Regions from separate parts of the Mus musculus genome. Here region 2 is linked to region 1. A link is a loop called in an ENCODE intact Hi-C map of the cell type or tissue named here. Cell type or tissue: left cerebral cortex. All regions are shown on one strand. Each heading gives the region's core, and the rest is flanking DNA. Links, peaks and the distances in the headings are about the cores only.

Region 1 (5,375 bases), core at 261-5,260:
CCTCCTCGGCCTCCTCTGAGCCTTGGGACATGTGAATGGCCCCCAAGTGGTCTTCAGCTACACTCCTTCCTGCTGGATGCTCTAGGACCTGCCTGGGCACTGGGATTAGATGCTAGGCTGCAGTCTCTGTTGCCTTTCACAGACTATGAGTGGGCCTGTCTGCTGGCTACCACTTACTGCTGCCCACAAGCCTCGCAGTGCTCAGACAAAGCTGAAGTAACTGAGTCCAGCTAAGGACCAAGGGAAGGGCAGAAAGTGACCGATACCATACAGCCAAGGCTCCAACTGCCTCTTCCAAGTAGAGGGCCAGGTGTGGCCACTCCCATTCAGTCTTGACATCTCTCTTGTGGACACGGGCTACACTGGATGTCTAAAACCAGAAAGGGTATGGGTCTGAAGCCCTAACAGGTAGCCTTGAAACTCACCGTCATTGGACTTTGTATCCATTTGTGTCCGTTAATTTGGTATTGCTACAACATAAAGCAAAAAGTCTGGGTTCTTCATACAGCAGAGGTTTGCCTGATTCATGACTCTGGTGACTAGAAGGTCCAAACAGTGTGGCACACGTATTAGGGCCCACAATTGGTCCTTCTGGTCAGGCGCAGCATTGCAGAAGAGTTTAAAGGTGCACAGAGATGGGGTGAGGAAGAGACTGGGAAGGGTGACTCAGTTTATAACAGCTGGGTTTCCTGGAAGCGAATCCAGTCCTGCGAACCCCACATAACCAGTGGTCATCATTGAGAATGGGGCCCTGAGACCCAAAGATCTCTCTTTAGGCAGTCTTCTAGAAGTTTCCACTTGCCGACTTCATTATATGGGAGACCAGCCTTGTGGACCAAAGCACACAGAAGCTGTGTGACATGCTTCTGGGAGACTTGGCTGCACAGTAGATCCCCACTTCCTTTCCTCATCCTGCACTCCACGCAGGGAGTGACCCCAAGGCTTTGTCCTTCCTTCAGGCTAGAGCAGGTCCACTCCCTTTCCTTATAGAATGGAGGCATTCCCTCAGCTTGCTTCCTTGAACAGAAAGTTCCAAGTCCCCTAAATAGGAAAGCAAGGTGGCAACTTATTGATCAACCTGGGCAGGAAGCAGAGGGTGTTGGCCTTGTGCTGAGCTAGAGTGGTTGTGCTGTGTTAGGGCTCTTACTGTGTGTGCACATGTGTGCACTGTCTATGTGTGTGCAACTCTCTCTCTCTCTCTCTCTCTCTCTCTCTCTTTTCTCTTTCTATTCTCTTTCTCTCTGTCTCTGTCATTATATTTCGAAAAGCTACTGGTTTTTATGTTGACGTTTTGTATGCTGCTACTTCTACAAAAGTTATGCTCTTCACTCCTGTGTCAGTGCCAAGGCCTAAAAGTGACAAGGAAGTCCACAAGATCTGGGGATGGCTCAGATATGTGAAAACCAGAAGAGCAGAGGTGGGGGAGTCCAAGGCCTGCTGTGGAGACAGACCCTAGTGACAAAATGGGACACTTGAGCGTGTACACAGAACAGATGGGTAATGGCGATGCTGTCAGATGACCACAGAGTGATGAACTGAAGAGAAAGGTCAGGAGAAGGAGCAGGGATTACATATTTATAGGACTGTCAGGACAAAGATGGGAATGGCTTGTGACTGAACTGCAGGTCTGAGATGAACCATTGGGAACAGTGGCTGGAGACACCACATAGGGGAGATGCCTGAGTAGCAAGCAGTGCATGATTTGACAGCACCCCACACCCCACTCATCCCCAGACACCACATAGGGCAGACGCCCAAAGAAGCCACTGCCTGCTGGTGTGACAGCACCCCCTCTTCAGGTTTCCACAGTCTCTCCAGTTTCTTATCTCCCTCTCCCTCTTGGCTTCTTCCCTATGAGATTGCGTACTGCAGGTTTGTGGGCACACGTGCACGGCTGGCTTGAGTCTGCTGGGAGAACTGGTAAGAGAAGGAGGGAGTGGTTGGATACTCGGAGATGTCAGGCATGGACAGGATGGATCTAGGACTTGGCTCTGATAAAGAGGGAGAGAATTGTATTCCTTGTTTCTGGTTCTCCTGCCTCGCCTCCACCTTCCCACGGAGATTTCGGAGAAAGAAGTAAAGAATTACATATTCATCAGGCCGGACCCAAAGTGCCGACATAAACACGTGACAGCACGTGGGTCAAAGCTGATGGGATTCCTGTATGCCAAACCTCTTCACATATAGAGCAACTCAGGTGACACTGCTGTGTGGTTCCCTGTCCGGCTTTCTAAGGTTGAGACAGTCTCATTCTCTCTCTCTCTCTCTCTCTCTCTCTCTCTCTCTCTCTCTCTGTCTGTCTCTCTCTCTCTCTGTGTCTCTCTCTCTCTGTCTCTCTGTCTCTCTCTCTGTCTGTCTCTCTCTCTCTCTGTGTCTCTCTCTCTCTGTCTCTCTCTCTCTGTCTCTCTCTCTGTCTCTCTCTCTCTCTCTCTCTCTCTCTCTTTTCCGAGACGGTTTCTCTGTATAGCCCTGGCTGTCCTGGAACTCACTTTGTAGACCAGGCTGGCCACACAAAAGGGTTTTGAGACACTGGTGAGAACAGAAGGGAAAGCATCTCCCAGTGAGACCTGGTCAGCAGAATGCATCTCTTTCCTCTGTGAACAAAGGGGCCAGTGGAAGGAAGAGTAAGGTGGCAGCAAAGCGGCTACTGAAGGTCCTGCAAAGGGGATGGGCTGCTGCTGAACTGACAGCGCCATGCGTCTTACTGAGCATGCGCAGAGCTGCTGTGCGGTGGGGGCCAGACAGGCCCACCCTGAGAGCAGAGAAAGGAGAGTCTGGAGAGCGCTCCATTAACCATCAGTGAGAGCTCTGGATAGGGGCCTGGGACCAGCATGAGATAACAATGCACAGGGGGTTGTCTGAAACAAGGAGGCCAGCAGGCTAAGAAGAACAAATAGCATAACGCGGAACATAGGTTCCGCAGAGAAATGAAAGCAATCCAATGTTTTGGAATAGAGTGCGGGGCTGGTTTAAACCAGCGCCTGGTGGCTTTTCTCCATCTTGGAGGGTGGCATCCTCAGCCTCTGAACAGCGTGGAAGAGCGTGTTTCTAATTATCACGTTGGGCCTTTGATCTGCTCTAATTATTTGTTTCCTCTGTAAACAAACTAGACTCACTGATGCTGGGCTTGGCTCACTTCTCTGCTTGGAGGTGGTTGGCGGCGGGCCACCAGTGCTTCACAAATGACACACAAGTGCCCTGGCTCCCACACGTAGTGCAGACACAGGGCTTCTACTGCGTGCTACAGATATGCAGGATTGTTGGCTGAGGTTACCTTACTGGTCTCTCTCTGTCTTGTCCTTTCCAGGAAGCTCTGGAAAGAGATGGAAGAGACCATGATACAATCAAGCAAAACCGGCTACACACAAGTGGGAGCACCAGCAGGCCGTAAAGGCCGGACACATCATCATTAAAAACACCCAAGGTGGAGGCTGGAGAGCTGGCTCAGCAGTTAAGAGCACTGACTGCTCTTCCAGAGCTCCTGAGTTCAACTCCTACCAACCAGCAACCACATGGTGGCTCACAACCATCTGTAATGGGTTCCAATGCCCGCTTCTGGTGATGTGTCTGAAGACAGCTATAGTGCACTCATATAAATAAAATAAATAAATAAATCTTAGCAGAAAATTACCCAAAGCTTCTGGGTCAGTCTTGTGGAATTTATGGACTCAGCCCACACCTGAAACTCGAGCATCCAAACTGTAAAACCTCCAGCAACCGTGAGATGAGGGCTCCACGTGGGTGTGGCCACTCTTATGACCTGAGAAGGATTTTTGCATATATTCTTGTGAATTCTACTTTTTAAAGCAGTTATTAAAAATTTGGTCTTAGGATAGAACAGAGAGCTTCACATGTGTCTAGCCTGTGCTCTAACCATTGATCGGCTGCCCTAGACCAGGCCTGTGAATTTGAGAATTAAAAAGTAATTTATTGAGGTATATTTTACATATGATATAATTCACCCACTTCAAGTACACAACACAATGTTTTTTGTTTTTTGTTTTGTTTTTTGTTTGTTTTTTGAGAGAGGGTTTCTCTGTATAGCCCTGGCTGTCCTGGAACTCACCTTGTAGACCAGGCTAGCCTCGAACTCAGAAATCCACCTGCCTCTGCCTCCCGAGTGCTGGGATTAAAGGCATGCTCCACCACGGCCGGCCCAATGTTTTTTAAAAAAAGATATTTACTTTTATGTGCATAGGTGTTTGACTGTATATGTGTATGTGTATCATATGTGGACAGTGCCCATGGAGGCCAGAAGAGGGCATCAGATCCTTTGAAACTGTAGTTACAGATGGGTGGGGAACCATTGCCGAGGTGCTGGGAATCAAACCCAGACCTCTGGAGTTCTGTGCCCACCCTTGTGACTTTCTCTGTTTCACACACTTATTGCTAGGTCTTCCCCTTTTTCCTAGACTCCAGTGACCACTACTCTACACTGTCTCTGCAGACTCACTCTTTCTGAACATTGACATAAGTGGGACCACATGATAGTCTGTCTTACGCTTGTCTCTTTTGTTTAACAAAAACATTTTAGAAGTCCATTTGCATGTCCTAGGGTGTCTCTGATGTCTCATTTTGTTGTTGAAGAAGCCCTGGGTAGAGTGTAGCCATGAGCCCTGGGTAGAGTGTAGCCTTGATCCCTGGTTAGAGTATGGTCATGGTCCCTGGGTAGAGTGTAGCCATGAGTCCTGGTTGGAGTATGGCCATGAGTTCTGGTTGGAGTGTGGCCATGAGCCCTGGTCACACTCCAGTGTGGCTGGCAAGGTGGTGTTGACTAGCAGGCGCCTCTGGAATGTCAGGTGCTTGACTTCAATCAGCCGAGATCTTCAGTTGGCAAGTGATGAAAACCTGTTCCGAACAGATTTCAATGTAAGTACACCAATGTAAAGGGGAAGCTGCGGGCTTACATAATGAGACGCCCGTTGGCATCAAGATAATATCACCCACTTTGGGTTCCTTCCTGAAGTATGTGTTAATTCATAGATTTGACCTGGTGCTATTTGACTAGGACTGTGAGCTTTTGAGTTCAAGTTTACTAGACAAATGCCCAGTTCTAGTAGTTTGAGAGAAGTTGTCTTGTTGTCTAGATGCAGTTAGGGAATAGGTAACAATAGGGAGGATTGTGCTACAAATAAATCAAATTAAAGGTTAGATTTCTGGCTCTAGCATCTAAACCTTCCTGTTTAGCCATTTTCTCATGTAAATTGGGCACACATGCATTTGATGGACAGATAGCAATTCAGCTCCATACATGAGACTTATTTGGGATGGAGGTAAGAGAGCAGGGTGCAGACTGTCTTGAAAAATTTATGTTTCAACAGAATGTAACTGGGTGGACTTCCAACTTGCAACAGGGTCTTTTTATCACTGTTGCC
Region 2 (5,375 bases), core at 142-5,141, 50 kb before region 1:
TCCACATATGTCTCTCCAGTGCTGGGGTGAAAGGAGAGCACCGCTGTGCCTGGGCACGCAGTGCAGATTTTGTTTTTGTTTTTTAAATTTTATTTTATTAGATATTTTCTTTATTTACATTTCAAATGCTATCCTGAAAGTTCCCTATAAATCCCCCCCCCCCCGCTCCCGTACCCACCCACTCCCTCTTTTTGGCCCTGGCGTTCCCCTGTACTGGGGCATATAAAGTTTGCAAGACCTCGGGGCCTCTCTTCCCAATGACGGCCGACTAGGCCATCTTCTGCTACATATGCAGCTAGAGACACGAGCTCCGGGGGTACTGGTTAGTTCATATTAAAGCTCATCCAGGAAAGTACATCGTCTGCTTGACCAAAAAACAACTTGGGGAGGAAAGGGTTAACTCATCTTACACAAAGAAAGTCAGGACAGGAACTCACACAGGGCAGGAACCTGGAGACAGGAGCTGATGCGGAGGCCTTGGAGGAATGCTGCTCACTGGATTGCTGCCCATGGCTTGCTCAGCCCAAGACCACCAGGCCAGGGATGGCCCTACCCACAGTAGGCTGTGCCCTTCCCATTAGTCACTAGTTAAGGAAAGTCCTACAGTTGGATCTTAGGGACACGTTTCCTCAGTTGCAGTTCCCTCCTCTGGGATGACTCTAGCTTATGACATATTGATGTAAGACTAGCCAGGACACAAGCCATATTAACACTTCTGTAGAGAAGGAATGAAAACACACACAAATTTTTGTGGTTTTTCTCAGTGCACATGAGACTCTATAAAGAATTAGAGGAGTTATTGCTGAGTATTGTGTGTGAGTGTGCATGTGGCTGTGCCTGCATTGTGGTATGCATGTGTGTGCACTTGGTGTGCCTGTGTCTGTGTGTTTATTGTGGTGTGTGTGTGAGCACATGCCTGTGTGTATGTGTGCATGATGCCCTTTCACTTTGCTTCAGCCAGGGTGTGTCTTTGTGTGGTTGCATGTGCATGTACTGTGGTGTGTGTGCACTTGCCTCTGTGTGTGTGTGTGCATGTGTGTGTACTGTGGTGTAACTGTGTCTGTGTTTGTGCACACTCCTGTGTGTGTGTGTGTGTGTGTGTGTGCATGGCGCCCTTTACACTTTGCTTAGGCCAGGGTGTGTCTGCCTTTGTGGTGGGCTGCTGCTTTGGCCAGCTCACTGGAGGAGCTTCCTCTCATCTAGGAGCACGGAGATTACAGCCAGGTGCAGCTTCTCCGTGGCTTCTGAGGGTTAATGGAGCCTGATGCTTGGGAGATGAGTTTTACCTTCGGGGCCATCTCCCTACACGATTTCTTTATTAAATTTTACTTTTTACAAGGAGTAAAAATTATCTTTAATTGACACTTGAACAACAATTTAACAGAAAAGAATTGGTAGCCACTCACTCTAAAGTTATTCCATTTTAGTTGAACTTTAAAAGGGGATATTGATTAAATTATAGTTTAAGAAATTACTCATATTTCTCTAATACATCTTAAAATAATGAAATGCAGTATACCCCAGTCTTCCTGAAATTTTGGTGCTTTCTAGAAGGCAGGATTCATTTTTACATCAATTCTGAAAAGAATTCTCTCTTTCCTTTCCTCTTCTTTCAAAGGTATGCAGCCACTTATGTATTCAGTTCAGGAAGCACTAAATGCCAGACCATGGTGGATCCGTATGGGCACTGACATTTGTTACTACAAGTGAGTATTCTTACAGAGGTTCCCAGAAGGCTCCATTCTATCCCCTTTCAGTGTAACAGTGAAAACACTTAGTATGCATGTTGGCTAGTCAGGGGAAGAGAGGGACCCTCAATTAAGAAAATGCCTGGACAGGACGCAAGCCTGTAGGTTATTTTCTTAATTAGTAATTTGATGTGGGAGGGTCCAGCCTGATGTGGACGGTACTACACCTAGGTTGGTGTCCTGGATTCTGTAAGAAAGAAGGCTGAGCAAGCCATGGGGGCCCAATAAGCAGCGCCCTCCATGGCTTCTGTGTCAGCGCCTATCTCCAGGTTCCTGTCCTAGCTTCCTTCAGAGATGGACAGTGCTGTGGAAGTGTAAGCCAAATAAATGCTTTCCTCTCCTCCTTACTTAGTCATGGTGTTTTAACCCAGCAATAGTGACCTTACTTTTTATTGACTCTTTGGGAATTTCCTACAGTGTATTTAGACCCTACTCAGCCCCACTCCTGCCTCTAGCTCCTTCAGCCCCACTCCTGTCTCCCCAACCCCCGATACCTTGCCTCTTCCTTTTCCTTTTCCTCTTTTTCTTCACCCCCCCCCCTTTTGTAAAATAACCATGGAGTCTAATTCGTGCTGCCCATATACCTGTTTGGGGACATCCGTTGGAGCATGGTTGACCTGCAAAGGGGCCACACCATTAAAGAAAACCAACTCTCTCTGCCCCAGAAGCCATCAAATGTCCATAGTGTCCCTGATTGGAGTGGAGGCTTGTTCACCTGGTGCCTGCAGGCAGTCTCAGCTGCCCTGAGTTCATAGGCACAGCTGTCCTGTTACGTCCAGAAGTCTCTGTTTGAGTCTGACCTGTAGAACCTTTTCTTGTTCCTCTCCTGAGGTGGTCCTGGAGCCTGTGTGGGAGAGCAGGTGGAGTACGATTATTTGCCTGTGTATGGCTACGGCTTTGCTTGTAAATGATGTCGATGGAGAAGTCTTAGACCTTGCTTCCTATTTTACTCTAATTCTGTAGATAAAATGTTTGCATATAATGCTTATTCTCCTTCCTATAAAATACATTAGGAGCTTGGTGTGTGTATCTCACACCACATAGTTGCTGCACTTCTTCCCACTGTTCGTCCCTCAGCCCAGTTTTCCCTATGACCTTTATCCTTGATGTACTTGTGCTGGGCCCTGGGAGCGCCTGGTGGTTGCTTATGTGCGTTTCTGTGCCGGGAAGGGTAGGAGGTATGGCTTACTACCTCACGACTGCCTCGGCTGTTGTGTAAGTAGGTCAGACCTTTCCTCGAGAGAAGGCCCGTGATTACAAATTTGCTGTTGTCTTTTCAGAAATACTTCCCTAATGTACACAGACTTTTAGGCTAATCTCTTAAAATGGAAACCATGTACGTATCTGACTTACAACTCTGTCCAGCTTCTCCGGCAGATGGGCACAGATGTGCTCTTTGGCAGCATGGATTTTGTCTTGTGTTTCTTTACTGATAGAACATGTGCTTTATACTCTCAGAGGACACCATTTGCTGTCAGCTGCGAGGAACAGCGTAGGCCCGTTTGAGTGAGATGCCAGTTTCCTATGTTCTTCTGTTGGAATATGAATGCACATAGTAGAAGAAATGCTCTGGTTTGAAAACCTTTGCATCTAAACTGAACATTTAAAATCCTGTGTTTTTAACTTTTTATTGATTTTTTTTTTTGGAGGGAGAGTGAATTTCATAACATGTACCTTAACCCCACTTATCTTCCTGTTCCCTTATCTCTGCCCTCTGCCCTTGCAACCTCTCCCAAAATAAAAATAATTTTTAAATTTTTATCTTTTAATGATCATTTCCCATCAGTCACACAAGATTCTGTATGTTTATAATTTTGGTCTTGGTGTTTATCTCCTTTGGATGGCAGTTTCTGTCTTGTTAGTCTTGAATTTTCCATAAAGTGGATTTTGACTCTTAATGTTGTCCTTAACTAGCACTGATTGTCTCGTTCTTGTAGCTTTGCCAGAAGACGATGACGTCTAAAATTTAAACTAACATAACAGTTTATGTTCTCTTTGGAAAAACCTATATCTTAAATTCTGTTACTTTCTGGGAAAGAAATGGGCTTCATCTCAGTAAGGTTCCATCCCTCCGTGTTTGTTAGCAAAATAAATAAGTAGCACACAAATAAGAAAAAGAAACAAAGGAAATATGTACCCTGATCTCCACTTCAGAGTGCTTGTAGTGTCTTTAATGGTAGCTCCATAGAAAGGTGCTCTTGGGTCACCTGTTCTGTGGTAGAATGTTGCAGCGACCTAGTGCTGACCCGGGCAGTGGTGGGCATGGTTCTGGAAGAATTGTTCAGGCCATCAATATCAGAATATCCCTGCTTCTCTACGTACCCTTTAGTTCTTTTCACACTGCAGTGTGCACGACTGTAACACAGTTAAGTTCTGTTCTGTGTAAGGAGTGATAACAGGAGTTTTTGCTTTTTCGTCTGGCTACTCTCAGACCAAACTGGAATTCTGTGCAACTTAGCATTCATTGGTTAACTATATTTTTGTGTTGCATATGTTTTCCAGAAATCTGTTACTAAGGATCGGAGACTGTTGTGTTAGTTATAAATAGAACATAGTTGTCTTCGGTCAACATGTGTGTCTTGTTTTGTTTATAGCCCGTAACTTCCATAGAACATGTATGATAACATGTGTTGGCATGGGTTCTTACTATTTTATTGGGTTCTTATAACTCGACTTCCCTTCCAATCCTTATTCCATCCCAACTCCTTCCAACCCCTGACACTAGGTAGGAGAGAAACAAGGTTAGAGGGGAACGGGGACCTAGACCTCTCTAGGTTTCTTCCTGCTGATTAGGGGTGTTGAGTTGAGGCAAGTCCAGTCTTTGTCTTCAGAATATCCAGTTTCTTCTTGTCTCATTTCTCACGACCATTTGACAAAAAGAAACAGCAGGGGCGGCGGCAGCAGTCTCCTTCCCAGGCCCTCTTGGAGTTTTCCTATTTATTCCCTCCCCAAAGTCTCCAGAATTAAACTCTCTGCAGCTGGCAAAGATCACACCCCAGCTAGTGCAGCCGGCAAATCACAATCACCTGTTGTGAAGCAGCCTCTTGTCCCACACCTGGGAATAAAACAAAAACATATTCACATAACATAACTGGGTTCTTAAAGAAACCAAACTCTCACTACAGGGATATGTACCTCTTCAGTTAGCTGCCAATTCAGAGAAGAAACTGTTTTGTATGTTTCTTAGTTCTTAGCATTTGCCATTATCTGCCCATACAAGAGACAGTGATGAAGTTAATGAAGAATAGTTTGAATATCTACGTGTGTGAATAAATTTTTAAAAGCGTTTTTAGAGCTTTACAAATTAAGTCAACAGCAGATCTTTAAATGCCTATGTCAGCAATACTTAAGGACTTTTAAAAGCTATGAACAGGATGCTGTCGCAGGTGTTTGCTGCCCATGTTGAACAGTTGCTGTTGTGTGATCAGTTCTGTGTGTGCATTTCAGAGCTCCCTACCTCCCTGTTGACTGTGAAGGTTCCTAACACTGATTTATGCATACTGTGGGGCTGGTGTTGGAAGGTGGGTGCGCCTGCCACTGCTTTGTGTGGAGGTCAAAGGACAACTTTGATGTTTGGTTCTTTCCTCCCATGACGTGGTTCTAGGTATGAATTCAGCTTTGGCAGAA

The links. A loop is a pair of places that touch in the nucleus more often than their neighbours do. Peaks named below come from ENCODE experiments on the same cell type or tissue, not always from the same donor. Only the 100,000 strongest peaks of a DNase experiment are listed, where the experiment ranks them.
Region 2: a loop joins it to region 1, with 7 times the contacts of the local background. A loop is called at or near these places in 6 of 42 quality-filtered maps.

What each region holds. Positions count from the first base shown.
Region 1 is chr13:59,429,070-59,434,444 of GRCm38, reverse strand. No RefSeq gene overlaps it. Among named protein-coding and RNA genes, the nearest start is that of Gm34788, 14 kb to the right of the region's middle. In left cerebral cortex, for the core only: no CTCF peak of the experiment used is centred there; DNase peaks (open chromatin) are centred at 1,914, 2,787 and 3,113; H3K4me3 peaks cover 562 bases.
Region 2 is chr13:59,478,848-59,484,222 of GRCm38, reverse strand. It overlaps Agtpbp1 (ATP/GTP binding protein 1), which reads left to right. Exons shown (of 26, transcript NM_001377097.1): 18 at 1,619-1,706. Among named protein-coding and RNA genes, the nearest start is that of Gm34788, 64 kb to the right of the region's middle. In left cerebral cortex, for the core only: no CTCF peak of the experiment used is centred there; a DNase peak (open chromatin) is centred at 3,186; H3K27ac peaks cover 660 bases.